Regions from separate parts of the Mus musculus genome. Here region 1 is linked to region 2. A link is a contact called in ENCODE Hi-C or POLR2A ChIA-PET data. All regions are on one chromosome and are shown on one strand. Each heading gives the region's core, a stretch centred on a gene start or an enhancer-like site at or near the end of the contact. The rest is flanking DNA. Distances are from core to core; before and after follow the strand shown.

Evidence for each region. A loop is a pair of places that touch in the nucleus more often than their neighbours do. ChIA-PET counts read pairs that join two places held with the same protein, here RNA polymerase II (POLR2A).
Region 1: a loop to region 2 is called in a map of regulatory T cell, with 2.1 times the contacts of the local background. The contact joins the promoter of 4930431P03Rik here to the promoter of Ptgdr in region 2. A Hi-C loop is called at or near these places in 6 of 37 maps with a recorded cell type or tissue (heart, left cerebral cortex and regulatory T cell). POLR2A ChIA-PET finds 5 or more read pairs at or near these places in 1 of 5 experiments (Patski).

The regions. Positions count from the first base shown.
Region 1 is chr14:44,959,402-44,964,142 of GRCm38, reverse strand. 4930431P03Rik (RIKEN cDNA 4930431P03 gene) reads left to right here and starts at 2,836. Exons shown (of 6, transcript NR_045059.1): 1 at 2,836-2,865; 2 at 3,712-3,880; 3 at 4,717-4,741. All of the region lies in intron 2 of Gm16976 (predicted gene, 16976), which reads right to left.
Region 2 is chr14:44,857,810-44,862,863 of GRCm38, reverse strand. It overlaps Ptgdr (prostaglandin D receptor), which reads left to right and starts at 3,489. Exons shown (of 2, transcript NM_008962.4): 1 at 3,489-4,453. The coding sequence starts at 3,611. It overlaps Gm16976 (predicted gene, 16976), which reads right to left and starts at 4,283. Exons shown (of 3, transcript NR_167765.1): 1 at 3,414-4,283.

The sequences.
Region 1 (4,741 bases), core at 1,587-4,086, 100 kb before region 2:
AAATGGTGGTCTTTATCCCAGTGGCATTGCTGACTGAGGGCCAAATGCAAGAAAATAGCCACACCAGGGTAAGCCTGCCCATCACTGGCTGTGCATATGTCCATGGTCAGCATGAATAAACTATGGCAGGGACTGCTTAAAATGCATTAGGAAGTGAGAAATGCATATAGTAACTACAGAATCTTTCATCAAGAATTTTCACAGAGATGGGGAAAAAATGCAGACAACGAGGTCTAAGAGTAAGTAGCCTGGAAAAAAAAAAGAAAACAGAAAAAAGAAAAACTAAAAATTCAAGTGAAAAAGTTGCTGAAGGAGAATGAACAAGGTCACATGATCCTTTCAAGATAGAAGCAAGCAAGCAAACAAACAACAAAACAAAAAAATCCTCTCTGTGTTAAAATTATCATTTCCTCTTAAAACTCCTGTGTTTGAAATGGTCTAAAATCATGAAAATTTGGCTCAGTTACTAAAGTGCCTGGGAATATCTTCTCTTAAATGTACTCTTGGAGACAGGTGTGCTTATCACAGATGAGCACGTCTATACTTCTAAGGTGTGTTTTTTTTTCCCCTCACATAATTATGATTTCTAGATTCGGCCCAAATTTATTTTAAGTCATTTGATATATACAATGTAATCTGGTGGACATTCGCTTGATCAAAAATAATTTTTGTGTAACAGACTTTTAATGGGTACAATTACGCTGTATCACCAAATGTTTGCTGTTAAATCAATTGGAATTAAGTTTGTGAGCTTTTTGTTAACAGTTTAACAAAACTGTATGGGTATTTAAAAAAAAGAGAGATTGCAGTACAAAGGGTAACAGGAAAACTGCCTTACTACCCCTGGGCCACCAAACATTTCATGGACCTGGAGAAGGGGACAATAACCCATCTGTTATTGGTCATGTCTGATGGCCCCAACATGAGACCTCTTGCTTAAACTGAAAGCTACGATCATCTTCTCTGTAATGAGGGACAGTTAGACTTCCAGATACCAACAAAAGATGTTTTGTCATTTGTCAAAAGAATATCATTTAGCAGAAAGTTCTGCTTCCAATGGGAAGATACACTTGGATTATTTCGGAGATTTGCAGTAAAGAATCCCCTGGGTATGGGTAGAAAATAACATTCTGCCGGGCAGTGGTGCCACACGCCTAATCCCAGCACTTGGGAGGCAGAGGCAGGTGGATTTCTGAGTTTGAGGCCAGCCTGGTCTACAGAGTGAGTTCCAGGACAGCCAGGGCTACACAGAGAAACCCTGTCTCGAAAAACCAAAAAAAAAAAAAAAAAAAAGAAAAAAGAAAAGAAAGAAAGAAAGAAAGAAGGAAGGAAGGAAGGAAGGAAGGAAGGAAGGAAGAAAGAAAGAAAGAAAGACGGAAAGAAAGAAAGAAGGAAAGAAAGGAAGAAGGAAGGAAAGAAAGGAAGAAAGGAAGAAGTAAGTAACATTCCAGGACTGGTCCTAAACCACATTGCTATAATTGTTCAACTAACCAGTTCTGCTGCCCTTGTCCAGATTAAAAAATACCAATGATTCTAGAAGCAAAAGAGGGAATTAGAATCTATATTGCCCTGCTCAGCGAGACAGGCATCCTGATGCCCTGCCAGCCTTACTGGAATGTATTACTCTTACCTGTGAATAAACCTAGGACCTCTGATTATAGAACTGTCCTTGATCTGAGGGAAGAGCATAACAAGATTAAGGCCATCTACCCCACAGTTCCAAACCCATACGTTCTCATGAGTTTGATTCCTCAAGGGAAATAAGTGTAGACTGTCTTGGACCTGAAGCATGCATTGTTCACCCAGTGTAGGCTTAGATTTTTTAAAATCTAATTTTATTAAGGGTTTTCAATGGCTTTGAGCCACCTTCTAGCCCACCATACAAAGGTAGGAGAGAAAAGATCTTTAAAAAGACAAGGGGATGTGGACCAGTTTAGAAGTAGTTTTTTTGGGGCAATTCCAACCTCCATTGTCAGCATACCAGCAATCTAGTTCAGTACTTGTCAGCAGCCATCATAGGACAAGCTAATAAGTAGTAGGTGATCTTCTTGAGAAGGTCTGCTTATAATTCGTGACAGATTTGCTCTATAGGCAAGGCCTGAGAGAATTTATTTTAGGAAAGATTCCTGCTATTAATGTGCTTTTCCCGTTACTATTAAACGTATATAACAAGCACTATGTATTAGCCAACCCTTTTGAGAAGATATGGGACTTTTTCCTTTGAAGGGACACAAAGTTTACAATTTGATATTCATCCTGAACTTGAGCACCTATGTTGCCAAAACAAGGGGGTTTTCATTGCAAAATATGGGACTGAAAAACAGAGATGTCATGAAAACACATGGATGAATATATAAAAACAATGCCTACTCTCAAGCCATGCACAGTAAGAAAATACAATGCAACTTGCATAAAATTAAATGTGCAGAACAAAGATACTGGCCTTTGGGAAATAGGAAAAACCCGGAGAAATGAACTGTATCTCACATGAATGGACCTTGGGGGTAGATTTATCACGGAGAAGAATCTCCCTCATCCAAAGTCACTATAACTTTGGGTCCAACAAAGATCTCCTACCCATGCCACGGCCCTAACCAACTCTCCCCTTCCAAAGCACTTGACTTGCAATGAAGCAGAGAGAAATCTCTAGTTTTGTAAGGAGAGTGTGCCAAGGGGTCATAGGTGAGGATCCAGGAAAGGGCACCTCAGAAACTGATCAATTTGTGGAGAACTAATTAGCAGGTAGGCCATGGCAGTTCTCAGTGACATCACCAGTAGTCTCTTCCCTGAACAATCTCTTGTATCCAGGACAGTCCTAGAATCTTCTGTGATGTCACCAGTGTTGTGGTGACGACCGCCTGTGAGGTATTCCTTCAATGGCTTTTGGGTTCACGAACAGGCAAATAGTCAGGCTGCTCAGGCTATTTCAGAGAAAAAATGAAGAACAAGAAGATACAGATGGAAACAGAAGGAAGCTAGCCTTCTGTTTTGGTGGGAAAAAGAAGAAAGAAATTGTCCTGAAGAAGGCAGAGTGGGTCATGGCAGTTTGAGGGAGAGCCTTCTCCAGCACTTACAATCTGGAGCCTAGCATTTCCTAAATGGCAGACCCAGAGTCAAGAATTTTCTAATGATTAGTTTGGCAGAGAGCCAGGAATTGCCAAATCTGCAGCTGCTTTGCTGGGAACTCTTTAATTTTATTCTGAGTGACAAACAATGCCTCCAGATGCTGGGTGAGAATAACAGTGTTCCTCTCAGCATAGGGTGTTGAAGCACTTCATCCACAGCAGATTTCTGTAGGGTACGTGACAATGTGGAGCCAGGAACAAGGTATCCACTGATCATGTATCAAGGTCTCAGACACTTTGTCCTTGAACACCTATGATTAGGGCTTGGTGCTGCTAAGCAGTATGGACTCCAGGACTTCCCTTCATTACGCCAGATATGAGCTGACAATGTTCTGCAAATCTTCCTGTCTGGGCCAGCTTATGTATTTCAGGGCTAGGGCGATTGCAGTAGGGAGTGAGGCATATGTTTAGTGATGGTGGCTGGTAACAGGGACCTAGTTGGAGTCCAGCTCGAAGATAGCTATGCTGCTCTTTCAGGTTTCAGTGTCTCTATCATTCTCTCTTCCTCAGGCTTCTGTTTGGGACTAAGCATTGTCTCTCCTGTCTGCACCTCATCATCTATGCAAGTTTACTTGTGTTTATCTAGCTACAGAGTCTGCTGGGAAAGCATCGACCCAAACTTCCACCATCACTGAGCGGGAAGAGAGAATGAAGAGGTTGGGGAATCTGATAATTGATCTCTAGAAGATGATCTGTGAGAGGGATGAACTTCATTCAGTCTTGACCCATTACACCAAAAAGGATTTGAACCACAGGTAGTCATTTATGCCCAGTTCTTTGTTGACTGTCTTGAGCCCTCTCTGTTAACCCCATGTTTCAGAGTATTGTTCTGGTCCATTAACCAAGAACTTCTGTCCATGAAACAATATATATGATGCTTAGAGTTTCCTCCCTTCTGAGCTCTCTGAGCACATTGTACATTAAATCTCCCCACAAGTAGTCCTTTCAGTAGTCCTAAACCTAGCAGGGGACTAGTTCCTTACCGAAGACAATGAGTCATCCTGCCACTTTAATTCTTTATGAACATCACTTTTAGAGGCCAGTGCCTACCCTTGGGAAGCCTGGTATGCAGCACACTCCTGATTATAGGTTCTCTGCAGAGTGCATGGATTTCCTGTGAGATGGTTTCTCTAGGTATTGGCAGATTTAGGGGTTCCCAAGCTGAACCCGGGCAGGTTTCTTCACTAGAGGAATAATCAAAACCGTCACTGAAATCCTCTTCAGCTTCCCCAGAGGGCCTCCATGTGGCTTTCTAGGTTGCTCACATCTCTCCTAAACTGAGATCCAGTCACTGCCACACTGCTATTTTTCAATATAATATATCTGGATTATTGGAGATATGTGGGGCTTGTTTTTTTTTTTTTTTGTTTTTAAGTCCAGTACAGTATGTAGTTCACAGTTCAGTTTCTAGAAATTTTTAAAAGGTAAGAAAAATCCAGGCACAGGTGCTCTCTGACCCTTCTCCCTTGGAGATACAGAGAATGACCTCAATTAAAAGGTCATAATGGATTGGCCTGCTGAATAGAACTAATGTCTGTTGGGAAGCTGACATGGCAGGTCCTCACCAGGCCTTTCTCTTTTCTTCTCCTAGGTCTGAAATACTCCGGCAGAAGATC
Region 2 (5,054 bases), core at 2,240-4,739:
AATGTAATTTCTCAATTTAAAAACAAATCTCTCTCTCCTCCCTCTCTCTCCCTCTCCCTCTCTCTCTCTCTCTCTCTCTCTCTCTCTCCCTCTCTCTCTCTCTCTCTCTTTCTCTCTCTGTGTGTGTGTGTGCAGTGGGGGTGTGGGGAGGGGGGTGTTCTTGCCACAGTAAAGAGTTAACTGGTTGTGGAAAGTTGTAATAGAGAAGACAAAGACACTATTAAAATGCTAATAAATTTAGCCAAACATGCCAAACTGATATTGGGGCAGACCAGAGCACAAGATACTGACTGAGCCCAGATACACACTAGACAGCCCATTTGTGACTTGCAGGTGGGGCTGTGGCTTCAGCTTCTGAGTTTATCATGGAGATTGCGGGTTCCCTACTTTCATAGTCACTTCTCAATGTTCGCTCCAAAACAGAGGCTTTGGAAATCCGGATCAGGAAGCCATCCAACACGCAGGATGTGTTGGTTATGCGAGTGTAAACAGCTTAACTTCTGTGTGTCTCTTTTTCCTTATTTGAATGTGAATAACGGGCACTTCAGTGGCATAGCTGATAAAGATAAAATCATTGACTAACATCTTATAGGGCCTTACAGAACATGGGATTAACATTCTAGGTGCACAGCAATTAGCCTGGGGAATTAGAAATAACAACAACAACAACAACAAACAAACAAAACAAACAAACAAAAAGTTCTGAGTGCTTAGATTAAAGGCGAGTGACACCTCTGCCCACCCTTCTATGTATTTTTTTATTAAAAATAAATAAATAAATAATCTTATAACTGTGTGCGTATGATGCTGAGATGTGGGCATGTGGAGGCCACAGAACAACTTTGAGGAGTCAGTTCTCTCTTCCCACCTTTGTGTGGGTTCCACAAATTAAACCCATCTTGTCAGGCTTGCATAGCAAGCACCTTTATTTACTTGGTGAGCCATCTTTGCAAGTGTTTTTAAAGCATGCTCAAGACAATTGATCCTTCACTTCAAAAAAATTGAGATCTAAAATAAATAAATAAATAAATAAATAAAATAAAAATTGAGGTCTAGGGATGCCAGGTTTCATGGGTAGGAAGGATGAGACTCAGTCCTCACAGGAAACCTCCCAAAACCTTCCAGATCAATAACATCAATATACATCACTCAGGTGTTTCACGGGAAGACATCTAGATGGTCTCTAGCATAAGATATTTTCACTTAAAAATTCTAAGACAAACAGAAACTAGGTCTGCTTACTCTGAAAGCTGACAGAAAAACATAAGATTATAAAGGTCATAGGACAGGTTTGCCTTCCCTTTCTAGTTGTAAGAGCATAGGGAACCAGCAGCTCTCTCCTCAGCCTCACAGGGGGAGGAGCTCAAGAAGGTACTGGAGGCTTGAATAAATGGTAGCTTCATAGCTCGACAGTGATGTCATTTGATAGGGTTTCTAGGAACAGGGACTAAGGACTCTGATGTTGTGCTGAGGGCTGGATGAACAGCAGCAAAGCAGGCAGGAAAGGCTCCAGGAAACACCGTGGTAAAGGCCTGCTGAATTAACCAGGAGGAAACGTGTGGTTTCCTTAATTGTACCCATTACAAAACCTTTGAAACACAACATGTGTAAACTCCATTGGGTCCCACAGCTCATATTGGAAATTTGTTTTTCAAAAAGGGCTCCCCACTCCCTCTGCCCTGCACCCAGGGCAGCTACAGATAAGTAGAGAAAGGCACCAAGAATCATGTGGCTGCTCTTCAGGAGCAGGCCAAGCAATGCCCTGGCAGAATTCTTCAACTGAGTTTATTGGCTCACCTTCAGATACCACAACAGGACCTCAGGGAAGGGTGAATTTCTGATGTTGATATAAACTACGAGGAATTTGTCTTGAGAAGAGACCCCCCCCCTTCAGATTCTACTGCCATTGGCCATAGAACTTCCTTCCCCTTCCATTCTATCAAGTGCACATGAGACTAGTCTAAGGTCATTATTTTCTAGGAGAAGGGGGGGGGGGTTGAGAAAGAAAGTACAAGACATAGAGCTAACCCTGTGCAGAGCCTTCATAGTCAGTGCTATGAAAGGCTTAGATGTTGTCCAGCATAGGCGGGGCCCAAAATGTTAGCTTTACTGTCATTATTCTGTGTCAAGCACTTTATTTTTCTCAGCCTCGCAGCAGCAATCCTGTGAGGTCAAAGCAGTCCCATGCCCCACAGAGAAGGACACTAAAATTCCTTCAACAGCTAAAGTTGGATCACTAAGCCAGAACCCTGATGCCCTCTGTAATTCCAAAGCTTGAACTCTTCCTACCCCATGGCCTGAGTTGCTGGCCAGACTTTCATGTAAAGGCAGCTTGTCTGCCCACTTCCCAGGATTCCATATATGAAGCTAAGCACCCTACCCTCTCCCTGACTCTGTCAATCAGGATAGAGAGCACCCCAAAGGAAACTCTTTTTGCTGAGGAATAATATATTGCTTACATAATTTGGCCCGAATCATCACTCTAAATTCCAAGCTGGAAGCCAGTTTTTGTCCAAGGATACAGAGTGTCAAATATAGAAACTCCCGTTAACTCTGCCCTCCCCCTTTTGATACAAGAAAATCACTGCCAGAAGGATAGAATATTCGCCAGTTGTCACAGACCAGAAGAATGGGACGGCTCTAAAACAAGGCCTATATGTTCTGGTTTCAAATCAACATGGAAACTTGCAGCTACCTATCAGCTATAAAACAAAACAAAATAAAATAAAATAAAAAAAACTTTCCTCAAATAAAATTGTGGCAACCAAAACACCAAGGACTTCCCATGCACAGTCTATGTCTTGACTCCAAAGGCACCAAGCAGCCAGAACAGATGGTGTTGTATGGCAATCAGTGTGGCTTCTGACACCCTATTCAATATCACCTGTTTGTTTTCCATGTGCAGAGAGAGCTGCCCCTGAAATTTGCTCTGCCTCTTGGGGAAACGAACCATGGAAACAGACAGGTATACTTAAGAAACTCCTGATTCCTGGTTGACTCTGCCGCTTCCAAAATCTGCCACCTGAAGCAGATCCCCTAACTTTTCAAGCCCCCCCCCCCCTGTTTCCTTACCTCACCATTAATCTCCACATTGCAGCGATCTAAGATTTGGAGTCAAGCCTTGAGAGTGATGGAAATCATAGCCCTTTCTCAGGCTCCCTGCTTGGCTTATCTGCAGAGTTCACGGCCAGCACCAGCACCTGGCTTTCCTTTCCCCCACTGCTCCTACTCGGTTCCCCTCTCCTTTTTTGCAATTCTCTTGCCTCCTCTGAAGGGCCAGCCTTAGACACTCAGATTCTGGGTACTTTCCCCATCTCCTTCTGACTCTAGGTACAGGTCTCTCCCTAGGACCCTGTGCATCAGGCTGAGTTCTTAGCAGAGCTGCTTTCAGCTTTGCAGCGCGGGATACTCACAGGGGTGGAGTCCTGCCTTCCTCAAGGGTGTGACTGAGGAGCCTAGATAGGAGGGCTGACTGTGAATAACACCCAGCCACCAGTGGAGCTCTCTCTGCTGCACAACCTCTGTGCCTTAGCTGCGCCCTGAGCAGCCTGGGGCTCCTTCACAGCGGGCCTGGCTGCAGCCTTTCTTCCAGTCAGACGGGACAAGGGCTATGAACGAGTCCTATCGCTGTCAGACATCCACCTGGGTGGAAAGGGGCTCCTCGGCGACGATGGGCGCTGTGCTCTTCGGTGCGGGGCTTCTGGGCAATCTTCTGGCGCTGGTGCTGCTGGCGCGCTCGGGACTGGGGTCTTGCCGGCCAGGGCCACTACACCCGCCGCCCTCGGTCTTTTATGTGCTCGTGTGTGGCTTGACGGTCACCGACTTGCTGGGCAAGTGTCTGATCAGCCCGATGGTCCTGGCTGCCTACGCGCAAAACCAGAGCCTAAAGGAACTGCTGCCTGCCTCAGGCAATCAGTTATGCGAAACGTTCGCCTTCCTGATGTCCTTCTTTGGGCTAGCCTCGACCTTACAGCTGTTGGCTATGGCGGTGGAGTGCTGGCTGTCTCTGGGACACCCCTTCTTCTACCAAAGGCACGTCACCTTGCGCCGGGGAGTGCTGGTGGCACCGGTCGTGGCCGCCTTCTGCTTGGCTTTCTGTGCGCTCCCCTTTGCTGGTTTTGGGAAGTTCGTGCAGTACTGTCCAGGCACCTGGTGTTTCATCCAGATGATCCACAAGGAGCGTTCATTTTCGGTAATAGGCTTCTCTGTGCTCTACTCCAGCCTCATGGCGCTGCTGGTCCTCGCAACCGTGGTGTGCAACCTGGGTGCCATGTACAACCTCTATGACATGCACAGGCGCCAGAGGCACTATCCTCACCGCTGCTCCAGGGACCGCGCCCAGTCAGGCTCAGACTACAGGCACGGGTCCCTGCATCCTTTGGAGGAGCTGGACCACTTTGTGCTGCTGGCTCTCATGACAGTGCTCTTCACCATGTGTTCCCTGCCTTTAATTGTGAGTTGCTGGGCAATAAAGTTTGAGAAACTGGGACACCTCAGGCAAGAACTGTGGGAACTTGTGGGAGGTGGGTTGGAAGGGCTAGGAGTTGCATCCAGGCCCTGGGAGGTTAGAACCTTTGCTTAATGCCCCAGGAGTGTGAATTCCATACACAATCCTAAAGTACAGCTCCGTGTGTAGAAGGAGAAGAGAGAAGTCAGATAAAGATTAGACAGATGAATCCGGTGGTGTCTCCTGACCTCAGCAAATCCTTTTCCAGTTAGCAGACACCCGCCTCTTCTCTTCTCCGGTTCCATGAAGTCTCCAGTCATCTGTGTGCTCTAGACCTTAGTTCTCTATTTCCTCACCAGGGCACATGCTGTGTAATATTTTATTTTGTTAGATCTGCCCTTTAGTTAAGTGGTGTTAGAAACAGATTAGTCAGGGAGTTTCTCTCTGTGTTTTGGCCCGGAGAGAGAAGGAAAGGTAAAGGTAAAGGTTTAGTTTATCCCAAGAGGATTACAGAGGTGAGTGATAAACACAGATTTAGTTCTGAAAAACTCTTGTTTGGTGGAAGGTGCCACCAGGGGTGGAGGGTGGGGGTTAGGGGCGTGGAGGG